2 separate regions of the Mus musculus genome follow, and region 1 is linked to region 2. Evidence: chromatin loops called from intact Hi-C (ENCODE). Cell type or tissue: heart. All regions are shown on one strand. Each heading gives the region's core, and the rest is flanking DNA. Links, peaks and the distances in the headings are about the cores only.

Region 1 (8,561 bases), core at 2,915-6,914, 210 kb after region 2:
AGTGCTGGGGAGGAAGTGTCCAGGCACAGGGTAGCCAGGAGGAGAACTGTAAGCTCTAGGTAGTGACAGTACTGATTAATTTGCCAAGAGTGGCCCAAAGGTAAGGCTGGCTCCATCCCACAAGCTACTTTCCTTGAGCTATTAACAAGGCTGATAAGAAACAAGAAGTAAACTACATATGTGTACACGCTGACATATAGTTTGTTTTGTGTTTGCAGTGCTGGGCGTAGAACCCAGAGCCTCATAAACACAAAGCAAACAGTACAAACTGAGCTATATCCCCAGTTTAACAGGTTAATACAATGTCAGACTCATATCATAGTAAAACTATTACCTAACCAGCTGGGACCAGTGTGGCTAATACAGATCACAGCCTTAGTCCTGGTCTGTTGCTGTCAAGAGACACCATGACAATAGCAACTCTCAGAAGAGAACACATTTAATTGGGGCTTGTTTATAGTCTCAGAGGTTTGGTCCATTATCATCATGGCAGGGACATGGTGACATGTAGTCTGACACTGTGCTGGAGAAGTACCTGAACATTCTACATCCTCCAACAAGGCCACACCTACCCCAGCAAAGCCACACCTACCCAGCAAGGCCACACCCACCCCAGCAAGGCCACACCTCCTAATCCTCCCAAGTAGTGTCACTCCCTGATGACTAAACACTCACTCTCTCCAGGCCGGCTCATCTGCAACCCCCACATACAGAGTCAGCTCCAGGCAAGGTGCAGGGGGGCCTGCTCTCCCAAGTGCTGCAGCAGGTGAGGTGAGGGCCAGTTCTCCTTGGGGCCAGCTCTCCTGTCTGCCATAGGTGACAAGGGGCGAGGAGGGTGGTATCACTCCCATGCCCATGTCACCACATAGCAGACAAGGTGTAGGGCCAGCTCTCCCAAGTGCTGCAGCTGGTGAGGGCCAGGGACAGCTCTCCTGCTCTCACTACCCCAGGGCCATATCTCCTATCAAAGATGGTGAAGGGTGAGGTGGGGGAGGAGGGTATCTCTCATCCACGCCACCACACAGGAGATGAGTGGTGAGCTCAGGTCTCCTACAATCTTATCCTCAGGGGCTGACTTGCTCGAAGCTCCAGAAATGTGGAGTACAGAAACTGGCCAGGGGCGGGGTCAGCTCTCCTGATCTCATGACCCCAGGGCCAGCTCTCCCACGATGCCCAGGTGAGGGGTGGGGCCAGTTCTGCACAGCCCTCAGACATCAACATGTTTCCAGGCAGCCCAAACCAGGGACCTCTGCCTGGCCTTTGGTGGTAACAGACCCCTGTTGCTGCAGGGCCACAGACCTGGACGCTAGTGGCAGCACAGGCCAGGATCCCACCATGGTCTCTGGTGGCATTGCTGGATATTCACAACAAGCTTTTCCTCACTACCCTCAAGTCTCCAGTTCTGCCTCTCTCCATTGTGCCCACGTCCTTCTGTTTCTCTTTCTCTTTCATTTCTCCACCATTTACTTGCTCCTCTTAGTGGTGCCTGGGGTCTCTTGAGTGTCTGGAGTCATCTCAGGAGTGGCCTCAGGAGTGCAGTGTCCTATTCTTGCATTATGGTGCTGGGCAGGGGTCATCTCAGGCTTGTTTTCTTCAGGGAGTGTTAGGCTACTAATCATTCAGATATTTCCAGGTCAGAACGATGAGCATAGACACAGCCTCTCTCCTCTCTGCCACCTACTGATGCACATGTGACACAGGAGCCACTCACTGCAACACTTCTAGGGGAAAAGGTACAAGTTTCTTAATCACTGGATCTGTTCAGGGCCTGCAAGAGGCAGATGCTGAGATGGGGTCGTATGTGAGGGAGATTTCAAAAAGGAAGTGGCTGCGAAGAAAGGGGTGGGGGAGCCTATATCATGAGAAACAGAGAAATGCAAGGGAATGTGGCTGTTTTATATTTATTTATTTTTGAGATAAGTCTCTTTATGTCAGCCAGGGAAGAATTAAACTTGCAGTCTTCCTATATCTGCTTACCAAAGGATAGGATTTCAGGGTGTCTGATCCTGGATCGAAGCTGAGACTTTGTTTTGTTTGCTTTGTTTGGTTTTGTTTTGCTTGGCTTTACAAGACAGATTTTTTGCTGTGTAACCCTGGCTGTCCTGGAACTCACTGTCCAGACTGGCCTCCAACTCAGAGATCTGTGTCTGCCTTCCTAGTTCTGGGATTAAAGATGTGTGCCATCATGTCTGACTCAGCAAGAGATTTTTGTTGTTGTTTGTTCGTTTGTTTGTTTTTCAAGACAGGGTTTCTCTGTGTAGCCTTAGCTGTCCTGGAACTTACTCTATAAGCCAGGCTGGCCTCAAACTCAGAACTCAGAGGTCTGGCTGCCTCTGAGAGGTTTTTAAGAGCCTCCATTATATATCCTGAGTTTTAATGTAGGAATGTGCTTTCCTGATAATTCATATTAAAGGACAGAATTGAAATCTTAATCATAAACCATCTTAGCTAGTGCTTCATGGGTCTTTCAGTGGCTCCCTTCATCAGGGGTGATTTGGGGCCACAGGTCACATTGGCCATGTTTTCAGACAATATAGTTGTCCAAATGGGAGCAGCTACTGATGTTTTGGGTGGGCAGAGGTCAAGAACACTGCTAACAGCCTTCAACACACAGAATGCCCCATACCCAAGTGTCCACTCAGCCAGCAACAGCAACAGTGCTGAGGTTCAGGAGCTCTTCTTGGCTTCTAGGACCTTTTGCAAGAAAACCAGTGGAATAGGCATCTTGAGTGGGCATCAAGTGAGGGACATTCTACAAAGACCTGCTCGGTAGACATCTGCATTGTGAGCTTCCCCATGGAGAAGCTCGCTGAGCCAATCCAGTAGAGCAGAGCTCAGACAGCCCTGACCTAATACAGAGCAGCTGAAGTCAGGCTGCCTGAAGAATAACTTCTGTTCAGAGTTTTGCTGAAACTGGAGAAGTCTCACTCGGTGCCTGCAGAATCACAACCTGTTACTGATTGAAATGACAAGCACCCCACCACACACATACCTTGCAGAAGTTACAAAAACAATTCACAAAAGGCTTGGACGTTAAGCCCTGATGCCAAGCAAAATACTTTGCACTCAGTGACATCCAAGGCAGACATGCTCACGCCTGTCCAGCCATCCTGTCAGTGGAGTTTGGAATTTGAATTTTCTTTATTCAGAATTTTCCGAGTTTTGTCAACGGTCAGTAGAAAAGTTCCTCATAAACACTGGATAGAAACAGTGAGAGAACATTCTAGAAGTCTGCATATTGACATCTCAGAGACATTCCACCTAGAAAGTATGACCTGGAGAAATTAAAAAGAATGATTGCTGTTGTTTAAACTATAAAACACGTTAAGGACACCTCTAACTCCTATGCTCTGTGTTTCCAGTGCACATAAGCATCAGCTCTCGGGGAACCGTGGAACACTGTGGATGTCAGAGCACTACACGGACTAGATGGAGCCTGGATTCCAACTCTGTCCACTTTGTTCTCAGATGGTATCTGATATGCAAAAGGTTCTGCCCAGGCAATGAGACAGCATTGCCTGGATCTCCTATGACATCAGGGGTTAGGTCACCCGTGGGAAGCACATGAGGGTGGAGGCAGAAATATTTCCTCCTCATCTCTGCACTCTAGATGGTATATTCTATGGAGGCTGTGTCCTTCACTCAGACACATCTGTGGATCCACTCCACAACCACAACCCGGTCCTTCTGCCTCCCTGGCTACTCCTTGCTTTTGTAGAGTTCAGAGGACTACATTTTCACTTTGGCTGGCCCTGCCTTTGAGCTTGGCTCTAGCAGCCCAGTGTTCTCTATTGCAAATGGAACAGAAGAAACCACGGTTTTGAGTCTGTGTCTTCCCCCAAGGCCACAGGACTAGAAAGCTGCAGAGTTGGACTCTAAGTCAAGAATTCCTTCCTAACCCAGAGCTACTACTGTAAAAGAACTAAAAAGCTAGTTCATGGTTTACCCAGTTAAGAAAACCCTAACATTTAGAGCAAGCTCAAATTACCCTTGCTATTGACCTGGTATTTAAACTTGCCTGTCTTCATCCAAAACCACTTTCCTACTACATTGCTTAGCTTTGTTTGTTTGTTTGTTTGTTTATTATGTATATGAGTATTTTGCCTGTATGTACATCTGCACACCAGAAGAGGGCATCGGATTCCAAGGAACTACAGTTACCGGTAGTGGTGAGTAGCCATGTGTGAGCTGGGACTTGAACTCAGGAGCTCTGGAAGAGCAGCCAGTGGTCCTAAACACTAAGCCATCTCTCCAGCCCAGCTTAGCGCTACTCTTAACACAAAAATAGAAGAGCAACTCGAAGGACCAAGACCAACCTCGTCCTATTGTCTCTGAACTTCAAAACCCAAGAATTACACCACAGGAGCTGGGTGGGTGGGGAAGAGCGAGCAAGGCAGGTGCTTGGCCATCTTAGGCCCCGGGTTTAGGCTAGTGGACTGTTTGGAGGCGTACTTTGCACCCAGCTGCTTTCTACAGAGGACAGAATCTCACAGAGTTCATCTTCAGCCAGCTGAGAGACCTTAACCTTTCCTGTAGCAATGTAAAGAGTTGTATTAGTGTAGCTGTATTCACAGTGCATGAGACAACAGCGCCTCTTGGTGGAGAAGGAGGGAGTTGTTCTGAGAGTGGGTTTATCCAACTTGATATAACAACCTATGCTCATGGGTCACTGGCTCGTGAAAAGCAAGTAAGGAAGAAACTGGCATCAGGCCTCAGAAATAACCCGAAAACTCCGAATGGAATTGTATTTTTATACAATTCTGTATTTCCAATCACAAACACACCAACACCAAGTGCTGTCTCCCCTTTTAAATTCATTCATTCATTCATTCATTCATTCATTCATTCATTCTGTGTGTTTATGTTTCGCTGGAGTTTAAACCCAAAGTCTTAGGCATGCTAAGCAATCATTACAACACTGAACTACAGCTACAACAAATGCCTCCACCGGCACTTGCGAAAAATAAAAATGGAAACTGTTGGGGTGACTAAATTGGTAGGACTGAAAACTGTTTTATGACAGTGTTGAAACCTCAGAGACTTTTAAGGTACAGGTCAAAAGGGTTTCATCATTGGAAAGTATCTTGTATAGTGATCAGCTAACAACTTAGGCTCTTTGCAAAGGATTGAAAAGTAACAAATTAGCAAAATGATTCTCAGTGGGTCTTAGAGCAGCCCACCACGGGAAGATCGGGGGTTGGCCTTTGCGGAGGGAGGATTTCCTGAATGAAACCTGGAACTCAAACCCAGAGTCGACCTGGACAATGCAATGTTTCTTTCTTTAAAAAGAAAGAGAGGGAGGGAGGGAGGGAGGGAGGGAGGGAGGGAGGAAGGAAGGAAGGAAGGAAGGAAGGAAGGAAGGAAGGAAGGAAGACACAGCTGGGAGGTCAGGTGGACTGAGTTTGGAGTGCGCAGGTGTTCTAACCCTGAAACACTACAAGCTGATGAACAGGAAATCATTCTCTTTGCCACACTGCCCTCTTCCGATGGAAAAAGGCAATGTTTATCACCTGCCTAGATCGCCTTTCTACCAAGACCCACAGCTTCTTGGGAACAGCACGATTTCCATAATGGTGGTTAAAGAAATCTGACCAGAACTCTTTGGAATCAGAGCTCTTAGCTGGCTGACCATCCCGAGAACAGGCTTCACTCTTAACACTAACAGCTGTGGCTCCTCACTCTGCCCATGACTTGAATCCCATACAACGATGTCCCAGTGCTAGGCAGTCTGGTGGTGACATATACAGCTCCATACAAGCTTTCTCCTGCCCCAGTCAATCACACTATCATCAGAGCTGGGTCCACAGAGGTGGTCTAGGCCAGGTCACACTATAAGCCACTTGAGGAAGGGGAGGCATGAGGCTACTGTGTTTCATTTTTGGAGAGTTCTCGTCATGTGAGACCAGTATTCCATGGTGGTGGGAAGGCCCAGGCCTGTAGAATCAGCCCGGTTATAACAACACATACTGTCCTGGGTGAAAAAAAAATAAACCAGACTACATATAAGTTCCTGCAGTATGGTAGGCTCAGTGATTCTCTGTGCTGATAAGAAGCAATGTGGAACCCCTGGCTGGCTGTAAGCAGTGGGAGGGAAAGGAACACACTAGCCAGGCAGTGTTGGCAACTGTTATATTTGGCTCCTGGACCAGCCTCCTGGGACAATAGAGGCAGATGGGAATCTTCTTGGGAAGGCTTGATACTCCACTCATCCTTTACTCCACAAAAGCCCCCTGCATGCCTATGTTTCTCCCAGATGGATCCCCAACAAGAGAAGGGATAGCCCCACCCCATATCCCAAACATGCCTGCCAGAATTGGAGTGTGTGTTGTAGTCCAGCAGAGGGAATTAGTCTCTACAGAAAGCAGACTGGAAATGTGACTAAGGCTCTCCTGGGTTTGGGGCCAGGCTCCTGGGATCTTCTTCCCGCCCTAATCTGCCGACCAGCCAACTTCAGGAATTCTTTTTTTTTTTTTTTTTTTTTTTTTTTTTAAGATTTATTTATTTATTATATGTAAGTACACTGTAGCTGTCTTCAGACACTCCAGAAGAGGGCATCAGATTTCGTTATGGATGGTTGTGAGCCACCATGTGGTTGCTGGGATTTGAGCTCGGGACCTTCAGAAGAGCAGTCGGCGCTCTTAACCACTGAGCCATCTCGCCAGCCCCCAACTTCAGGAATTCTGCACCAACTTTATTTGCAAAAACCAAGCAGAGAGAGGAACAGAAGGTCTCCCCGCCCCTCTGGGCCCTGCAACAACTTGTCTCTCCCTGAGAACCACCAGGCCCGCCCCACTCACCAATGTTCAGCTCAGCCCCAACGCCCCCCCACCCCACCCCGCCCATATAGCAAGCTCACAAGCCCCACCCTTCAACAGCCTTCTGCTCTTTGTGGTTCACACCCCTCCCTGGCCCAGGCCCAGCCCCTCCGCTCCGGGCTGGGCTAGTAGCGGCTGTACTACACAATGGCAAACTGGCAGATGTAGGGCAACTGATCGCGGCATCGCTTGTCGAACCACTTGCCGTTGGCTGCGCCAGACAGGGCGGCGCAGTTCTCGGCTTTGCCGCCGTCGGGTTGCGTCGTGATCTCCGTCTCCCAGTTCTTGTAGGCCAGGAGGCCGCCGGTCATGTCCACCCAGGCGCCTTCCGCGGCCATGTCGTTGAGGCCCAGCCAGATGTTCGCATCGTTGCCCACGCTGTGGCGCGCGTACTCGAACAGCGCCTCGTTCTCTAGCTCTGACTGCGGGGTGCCCAGCGTGCCCCCTTGCGAGATGCAGTCCTCGCTCGCCTCATGGAAGGTCTTCGGTTGGGTGAAGGCCAGGAGGCACTTCAAGTTCACCTTGGTGCCCTTCAGGCACACTGAAGGGAGAGATGGCTGTCACAGAAGGTTTGGATGCTCCGAGGCCAAGAGACCTCTTCCAGGCTGACTCCCACCCTTCACCCCATCCCATCCATCTCCTGAAGCCTGCTTGCTCTCGCCTCAGGACCCTGCTGTGGCAGACCCTGAAGAGCCCAGTAAGAAGGGACATGGTGCCCTGCTCCTGGAATGGACACACCTCTGCTGCAAAGGGCGACCTAGCCAGGGTCACTGACTTCCAGAGATAAAGGGAGTGAAGAAGTCACCTGGTCCCTGATAGTTTCCCCTCCCTGGGATCAAGCTACTAGCTCATACTGCTAGACATTTACCTACTAGAACTAGAGACCCCACTCTGGTTACTTAGTATCTACCACTCCTGTCTGAGGGCCAGCAAGCTTCTACACAGGGGATCAACACAGGGGACCTCTGCTCAGACCAGGTCCCTGGCTGGGTGAGTGGAACTGGGACTTCAGGAGCATTTGTGGAAAAAAAAAAAAAAAGATGGTAAGGAATGGCCATTTCAAAAACTACTCTAAACTAGAGTGTTCAGTGCAACACTGGTCTCCCAGGTTAGGAGGAAGGTGCCCATGGTGAGCTTGATGTTGCAGCTTGTGTTTAGCTTAATTTCTGCATCAGACAGATGGAGTGTGTGGTTTTTGCTGCGGGGTCACATATGTCAGAGCTCCATATTGGCCCTGCCCCTTGCACTTAGCCATTCCACCCAGCGAATATTAAAGAGAAACATTCCCATGTCCCTGAGGGATTTGACAGCTAGGCCTCATAGAAGTGTTTAGTCACAGACTCTAAAGCACACCCACAACACACAGATGCATCGTATACACAGCCCAGAGCCAAGCACACACAAGGTATGCTCACGGCACACTATAGAACAGAGCAAGGTCACAGGGTGGGTAGAGAATGAGAATAGACACATGCAAGATGACCGTGATGGAGAGGGACAACTAACTTGAAAGAGGACTGGCCTGGCAGAGTGGATGTCCAGTCTGTTTAGGCTTCCCCAAGCAAGAAAGTAAAAGCTGGCTCTCCTGGCCACTAGAGTGCCCAAGCTATGAGGCCCTGGTCCTGCTTTGCCACTCCCCAGCTGGGTGACCATGAGAATCCCTCTGCCTCAGACCATCTTTTATTTTTTTAATATTTTATTTTTAGAAGTTTTTTATGTGTATATACATGTACCTGTGTGAGTGTA
Region 2 (8,561 bases), core at 2,087-6,086:
GTGGCACTGTAGATACTTCTGGAACACCCTGGAATTAGTCTTTCCCACAGGATGACAGGTGGCCTGCTAACTAGCTGCCTTTTCAGAGGAGAGACATAGAAACTCAGCCTCTGACAAGTGGATGCCATTCTTCAGGAGAGAAGACCCTAGAAAAGAGGGCAAAGGAGCATGATATTCACCACCCAGAACCTCTCAAGATTGGTCTTCCTGATCGACACAGCTCAGCATTTACTGCCTGCTCGCATGATTTCTCTTCTTCCTTTGGTAATCATTTCCTAACAGAACATTTTAGAAGTTCTGTAGAATTAGATACAAACTTTTTATTAGAAAATATAAAGGTGGGCTGGAGAGATGATGGCTCAGTGGTTAAGAGTACTGACTTGCTCTTCCAGAGGTCCTGAGCTCAATTCCCAGCAACCACATGGTGACTCAAAACCATCTGTAATGGATCTGATGGTTTTCTTCTGGTGTGTCTGAAGACAACAGTGTACTCACATATTTAAAATAAATAAATCTTTTTTTAAAAAAAGAAAGAAAATATAGCTGGGCAGTGGTGGCGTATGCCTTTAATCCCAGCACTTAGGAGGCAGAGGCAGGTGGATTTCTGAGTTCGAGGCCAGCCTGGCCTACAAAGTAAGTTCCAGGATAGCCAGGGCTATACAGAGAAACCCTGTCTCGAAAAACCAAAAAAAAAAAAAAAAAAAAAAAAAAAAAAAGAAAGAAAGAAAGAAAAAGAAAATATAAAGGTAATTCATGCTGCAAACACCAAATACACAAAACCCTCACAGAAAAAAGGGAGGCCTCCAAAAGGCCAGTTAACACACACCCTTCCAACAGCATAGGAGACAGTGGAATCCCTCCCTCTAATTTATCTAGCATATCAATTGCTATCTCTCTGAACTCCAGAAGAACTCTAAGCACATCTTGACTTAGCTATGCACTCACATACCACAAGGGATCTGAGCGCAGGTCTCCCAGAAGGACTACAAATTCTGAACAAAATTAACATTTTTCATATGTATAGTTGTGTGCATGTGTGTACATGTGTGTTATGAGTTGTACAGACCCTTATAGGCTAAGCCAAGAAATAAACATTACTTAGAAAACTATGTATTCATTTGGTTTTTCGTTTGCCAAATACTTATTGAATGATATTAGGTCTACACACTGTTCCAAGCACTACAAACATAGCCAAGGAGTCCCAGGCTGGGTGTGTAAGACACAGAGCATATGCTTACCAAGTGCCAAGTCCTGGATTCTATCCATAGCAAAGAAAATCCCCTATCAGTTGGGTTTGGATATTCTAAAATAGGTCAATATGACTATATAGGAAATAGAATGAACTACATGAAGCTGGCTATCATCAATTCTATATGGCCAACTTTATATAAGGAAGGCAATTGCATTTCTTTTAGGGCTTAGATTTGTATATTATTAGAACTATCTATGTGAGTCAGGGATTTTATGGTTTTTCTTACTAAGTAAACATTCTGAAACCACAATAAGTCAAAGACTGTTAGCAGAAGGCACCCAGACAGATATTTAACATTTCCTTCCTACATGGCACATAAGGAGAGTATTCTGGACTATTCTTTTTCATAAATAAATAGTAATAGGAAAATAAAATACAAATTGACCTGAACTGCTGTTTGGGACTTGTTCCCCATCATGGTGGGTAAAGTGCCAACGGGCAATCATCAACAGGAGCAACACGAATGCACAGTAACACTTACTGCTGGCCGAACATGGTGCTTTACATTGCACCAGGCTCTCTAACGACTTCTCCTTTGCTTAAACCAATGAACTAAAAACCAGTAAAATAGATCGGAGTATATACAAGAATTTAAAGCTCATGATGAATGCTGGTAAATGGCTCAGCTGGTAAAGGCTCCTGCTACCAAACTTCACAACCCAAGTTTGATCCCTAAGACCACAGGGTGGAGAGGTGTGTCCCATGACCTTTGTACGTGGCCATGGCAGACATGCCTTCAAACAAATAAATAATGCAATTAAACTTCATAAAGAAAAACACATGCAGATCAGAAAGTAATAAGGAACTGTCTCTGTGGCTTAGGTGGCTCAGTGGGCAAAGTGCTTGCTACATAAGCATGAAGATCTACATTCAGATCCCCAGCACCCACATAAAAAGCCCTACATGTATGGTGGCACTGTGCTTCTATCCCCAGCACTGAGGGTGCGGCTTGTGGAAACAAGAAGACCCCTGGAGCTTGTTGACCACCTATGTTAGCCAATTACTGTTTCAGTTTCAGTGAAAAACTAATGTAGAGAGAGAGATAAAAGACATCTAACACTGGGGAGCTGGAAAGATGGCTTATTTTACAAGAGTACTACAGCTCCTACAGAGCACTCCCAGGGCAGCTCAAACAATCTATACCTCCAATTTAAGGGATCTGATGTCTCCTGACCTCCAAGGGTTTCTGCACACATATGATACACAGACATGAACTCAGGCACATACAAAAAGACACATAAAAGAATTAATTAAATAAATATAATTTTTAAACGTCAAACATTGACCTTTGGGCTCCAATGTGTGTACTTATGTATACACATATGTACATCCAAATGAAAACAAAAATAACAGAATATCACTATATAGCCCAGGCTAGCCTCTAATTTTGTTCTTTTGCCTCAGCCTCCTCATGGGATTACATGTGCACCACCACAACTCTGAAAATGATTGATTGCTCAATGTATTTGAGAAAAATTTAAATTAGGGCTCCAACGCAAGCCATAAACTGGCATAAATCCCACTGTTTTGAAGGGATGTGGGAATTTGAGACAGGGTTTCATCTAGCTCAGGCTGTCTTTGAACTAGCATTGCAGACAAAGATGACCTTGAACTCCTGATATCCCTGCTTCTGCCTTCCAAATGTTAGGCTTACAGGCACCACAAACCATCAAACTTAGTTAATAGGAATTTTTTAAAGTACCACAATTAATCGGTCTTACTCCAAAACCATGAAATATCTATATACCAAAAATGTGTAAGTTGGTGGGGTGAAACATGTTGGTAATCACAGCACTAAGGAGGCTGTGACAAGAGGATCTTAAGTCCAAGGCCAGCCTGAGTTACACAGGTACACAGTGAGATCCTGTCTTAAAGAAAAGAAAGAAAAAGTTTGAACAAATTGCTAAAGAGTAAACAATTTGCTGAAGAAAAGTATTTGTTCCAAACTACAATGACAAAAGGTTATACAACTCCATAAAGAGTTCACATATGAGGAAAGAACCCCAAAAACATGTTTAAAATAGGCAAAGATATAAGCATGGAAGTATATCGCAGTGGTAGAACACTTGCTTTGCAAGTCTAAAACTCTGGATTCAATCCACAGCACCAGAAAAGGGGGATTGGTGCCCCAAGTGAGGGATAAGACAGAGGACAAAAGCTAAGAAACATGAAAAAAAAATCAACTTTACAACTAATCAAAGAAATAAATACAATTAAATATCTTGCTTATAGTTTTAATGAAAACAATTATGTGTATACACTATTGGTAGATGCAAATTAAGAACACCTCTGAAGCAATTTGGCAATGTATGTATGCCAGAGGAGTTAAGAAACTGTGATGTCTCACACCTGGAATGCCAGTAGCTTGAGAGGCTGAGGTAGGAGGACTGTCAAGAGTTCCAGTACAACCTGGGCTACCATGAGCTGTAGGGAAGCCTGGGCTATACAGCGAGACTCTGTCTTTAAACAAACAAATAAAGAAGAGGCAGGAAAGATGGCACAGCAGTTAAGAGAGCACACCGCTCTTGTACAGGATCCCCGTTTGGTCCCCAGCACTCACAGTGGGTGACTCACAATGCCTATGATTCCAGCTTCAGGAAGATCTGATGCCTCTGGCCTATATGGGCACCCACACTCACACACACACACAATTAAAAACAAGTCTTAAAACAAAAGCAGATTTGTTAAGAAAATCCAAAGACTAGATATATAAAACAGATGCTCAGCACATCAGTTCAATACCCAGCACCAAAAACAAAATAAAACAAGTAAATACTGTAAATGTGGGGGCTGGAGATATAGCTTAGTGGTAGAGTAATTCCCTGACACTGTTTGAGGCCATTGGTTCCATCCTGAGCAATGCAAAATAAAAAATAAAAATAAACCCCAAACCCTTAGGCATAGGTCCAAGATCACCCTCAGACTCTCCACTAGGGGAAGAGACTAAGAACAAATTGTCTGTGCTCATGCCTATGAATTTACAGAACTTTTAGATTTCAACCATCTTCTGTTCTTTTTTTACTTACTAGGCACAGCTCTGGGCCATTTCAAGTACCTGTCTACTGAAGTCTTAATAGGCATTGCCTCTTCCTGGCATCAAAAGCAGCCATTTTAGCAGAGGTTGGTGTGGATACAAACAAAACGAGTAAGTTAACACACACCTCACCCCAACAAACATGTCTTCTAAAAACACAAATGTCAGCAGACATGTCTTGTAAAATACTAATGTTAAACACACACACACACACACACGCTACTTCTAATTTCCTGCAGGATCTCAGGCAAGTTATTTCGTATCTGGAACTCCACCTTCTCTGTAAGCTGTGAGCCTGTTAAGATCCAGGCGACTTGTGAAGACCTGCGGGTCCTAATTAATACTGTGGGTCCCCCAAAGATGTAGTACTGATGGTCCTTTTCTGGGTCCAAACCCCCAACCCCGAAGAGAAGATCCAGGCACCCGGGGGGAGGTGAGTAGTAGAGGAGAATTCGAATACAAAGCCATGTGAAGATGTGCGTTCTCCGAGCAAGAGTCCGGAGCTGTCAACAGGGTCCATGGCTGAAAGAGCCTATAGACTAGAATCTCGGAGCTTTTCCCATTTTGTCAAACTCCAAGGTCCCGGGACTCCCGAGCCTGTCCGCACCTTCAGCTCCGGGGGCTAAGCGGGGCTTGTCTCTCGTCTTCCTGAGCCCCAGGCGGGGCTTTCTGCGCTCAGGCTCTGTCTGGCCAGCTGCTACCTTCTGCCTCGTTCCCCAAGCATTACACGAGCAAGACCCAGCCAGTCACTCTGGGCGCCGCCATGTTGGCAAAACAACAACTTTATCGAAAGGGGAGGCCGCGGACACAGACAGGAGAGGCGGAGCCAAGAGGGAAAGGCGAGATGCGGGAGAGACAGCGCTGACTCCGCCCCCAAGCTGCTCGCCCAGGGCTGACCCCGCCCAGGCCTCGCCCTCTACGCCTGCTATCGGTACAAATTCTGCTTACCGGATTGTCCCGGTCTTACAATTAGAACAGAAACGAGGGAGATGCTAAAGGATGAAGTGACAGGTGGTTAAAAGAGCTCTGGGGTGGTTCAAGGCCAGGGTTTGAATCTCAGCGTCACAGAAGCTGCTACTGGGCTGGCTTGTCTGACTTTTTGATCCATTATGGGCCTGGTGAGGATTGAAGCACTTTTCATCCATCATATCAGGTGATCTTCTAGCCCCAGGAGGAGAATTACCTAGCCCGGAGTAGAGCGGGGAACAAAATGTACTGACAGGAAAACAAGCTGTCTGACCTCCTTCCTTATGGGGTTAATGTGCCCCATCGCCCAGCACGCACTGCATGGAGCAAGAGCTTCTTGCCTTGTAATAAATCAAGGAATTGCAAAGGAACAATGGTGTAATTACACTCTATCTTTTAAAGGAAGAATCTTTTTAAGGCCACATGTGAGAAGTGTACTGAGATTTGCAAATAGTGCAAAATGGTTGCTATCCAGTAATAGCGGGGGGGTGGGGGGGGAGGGGGGAAACAATGTCTGAGTGCCATCTCTTCCTACAGGGCTAAAATCAATTGTAGCTTCACAGACAATCCATCCCGTCACTGTATGTATAATCTCCATCTTAGTTTCTGTCCTTACATGGGTCAATGCAGTCCATAAGGAGACCAGCAGGGGTGTACACTCCTACAGAATAAAACTTCATTCTGTGTGCCACCCAGGAAACATAGGAAGCTTTTGTCCATTTCCAAGACTTCAACGACGACAACAAAAACAGTCTCCTGATCATTTAAAGCTCAAAACACCAGGTTGTTCTAGACCAGCATCAAACCTCACCTGGAAACCAATTCTGTGCCACCATTGCCCTGATACAGTTCACACTAGGTTTCCACTGCACTGGCTTCCCATCCCCCACCCCCAGAAGTGCCCTCCTTCAATTTCAGCTGACTCTCCCCATACTCTTTCCCCCCACACAACCCCCTCCCATCCTCACCCACCCCCCCAATCCTCCCATAAAATCTAATCTACCTTCCCAGGTCGGTTCCTATGTCTCCCAAGACCCCTCCTCTTTACATAACCTCTCTGTTTCTAGATTGTAGCTTGATTATCATTTACTTAATGGCTAAAATCCTAAAATCCCCTTATAAGTAAATACATACCATATTTATCTTTCAGATTCTGGGTTACATCACTTGGGGTTTTTTTTTTTTTTTCTAGATCCATCCATTTGCTTGCAAATTTCATGATGTCACTTTTTTTTTTTTTTTTTTTTTTTTTACAGCAAATACTCCATTGTGAAAATGCACCACATTTTCTTTATCCATCCTTCTATTGAGGGACATATGGATTGTTTCCAGTTTCTGGCTACTATGAAAAAAACAACAATGAACATGGTTGAGCAAGTATCCTTGAGGTAGGATAGAACATGCTTTGGGTATAAGCCCAAGAGTGGTACGCTGGGTCTTGAGGTAGATGGATTCCCAATTTTCTGAGAAATCAATATATTGATTTCCATAGTAGCTATACAGGTTTGCACTCCCATGATGGAAGAGGGTTCCCTTGTTCCACATTCTGGCCAACATGAACTGTCACTTGTGTTATTGATCTTAGCCGTTCAGACAGGTATAAGAAGGAAGTAGTTTTGATTTAGCATTTCCTTAAGAGTTTCTCAGCCATTTTAGACTACTCTATTGAGAACTCTCTGTTTAGATCTGTACCTCATTCTTGAATTGAATTGTTGGGTTTTTTTGTTTTTGTTTTTCTTTTATTGTTTTTCTGGTTTTTTTGTTTGTTGTTTGTTTGTTTGTTTGTTTTTTGATATCTAGTTTCTTGGGCCCTTTATGTATTTTGGATATTAGTCCTCTATCATATGTGGAGTTGGTAAAAATCTTTTCCAATTCTGTGCCCTCCTCCCAGCCTTGAGCAGGCTGCTCAGACCTGGCTTGCCACAGTGCTAGTCCACCTAGGGTGGAGTCTTCTGACCTGGGTAAAGTCTTTTGACTGCCACGTCTGTGGTTTCCTCAGCTGAGAGGCTGAACCTGTTCTCCTGACACTATCCTGACAAAGCAACAAGATCCTGGCGTGGTAGGGGATGGGTCCCCCCCTTTATAAGCTCAGACTCTTAAGTAAACATTGGCCTTGATCAGAACTTTGTCTTGGCTCGTTATTTCTCTCGCAGCCTTTCCCATCCAAAACCCCATGTTTCCTTTCAGGAACCCGGGAACCTGTGGTCGCTGGTGGCTACAGTCTCCTTTGTTTCACAGAAGCTTTTCAGTTTCATGAGGTCCAATTTATTAATTGTTGATCTAGTGACTGCATTATTGGTGCTCTGTTCAGAAAGCCATCTATTACACCAAGGCATTCAAGGCTATTCCCCACTGTCTTCCCTATCAGGTTCAATGTATCTGGTATTATGCTGAGATCTTTGATCCACTTGGACTTGAGTTTTATACAGAGTGATACATATGGTTATATTTGCATTCTTCTACATGCAGATATCCAGTTTAACTAGCACCATTTGTTGAAGATGCTGTCTTTTTTCCACTGTGTATTTCTGGCTTCTTTATCAAAAAACCAGGTGTCCATAAGTGTATGAATTTATGTCTGGATCTGCAATTTGATTCCATTGATCAACACATCTGTTTATATGCTTTGAAATTGAGAATGGTGGGGCATCCAGCAGTTCTTTTATTGTTCAAGATTGTCTTAGCTATCCTAGGATTATTTTTGTTTGTTTGTTTGTTTTTCTATATGGATTTGAGAATTGTCCTTCCAATGTCTGTAAAGAATTGAGTTGGAATTTGATAGGGATTACATTGAATCTATAGATTGCTTTTGGTAGGATGGCCATTTTTACTATGTTAATCCTACCAATCCTTGAGCATTCGAGATCTTTCCATCTTCTGCTATCATCTTCAATTTCTTTCTCCAAAGAATTGGAAGTTTTTATCATACAAATCTTTTATTTGCTTAGTTAGAGTTACCCCAAGGTATTTTATATTATTTGAGGCTATTGTGAGAGATATTGCTTCCCTGATTTCTTTTCCAATTCATTTATCATATATATATGGAAGAACTACTGACTATTTTTAGGTTAATCTTGTTTCCAGCTACTTTGCTGAAAGTGTTTATCAGCTGTAGGGAGTTTCCTACTGAATTTTTTAGGGTCACTTATGTATACTTTGGGGGAAAAAGTATCTGCAAATAATGATGCTTAGACTTGTTCCTTTCCAAATTGCATCCCCTTAATCTCTTGCAGTTGTTTTATTGCTCTAGTTAAAATTTTGACTGCTGTATTAAAAAGATCTGGAGAGGGTGGACAGCCTTGTCTTGTT

What was found. Peaks named below come from ENCODE experiments on the same cell type or tissue, not always from the same donor. Only the 100,000 strongest peaks of a DNase experiment are listed, where the experiment ranks them.
Region 1: a loop joins it to region 2, with 1.8 times the contacts of the local background. A loop is called at or near these places in 5 of 42 quality-filtered maps.

What each region holds. Positions count from the first base shown.
Region 1 is chr9:123,155,542-123,164,102 of GRCm38, reverse strand. It overlaps Clec3b (C-type lectin domain family 3, member b), which reads right to left. Exons shown (of 3, transcript NM_011606.2): 3 at 6,671-7,356. The coding sequence ends at 6,956. It overlaps Gm23323 (a small nucleolar RNA gene), which reads right to left and starts at 1,732; the gene lies at 1,600-1,732. In heart, for the core only: CTCF peaks have their summits at 4,601 and 5,496; DNase peaks (open chromatin) are centred at 4,522, 5,712, 6,222 and 6,912; H3K4me3 peaks cover 208 bases; H3K27ac peaks cover 61 bases; H3K27me3 peaks cover 483 bases.
Region 2 is chr9:123,363,440-123,372,000 of GRCm38, reverse strand. Lars2 (leucyl-tRNA synthetase, mitochondrial) reads right to left here and starts at 5,074. Exons shown (of 21, transcript NM_153168.3): 1 at 4,894-5,074; 2 at 1-146. The coding sequence starts at 128. In heart, for the core only: a CTCF peak has its summit at 4,204; a DNase peak (open chromatin) is centred at 5,100; H3K4me3 peaks cover 1,809 bases; H3K27ac peaks cover 1,179 bases.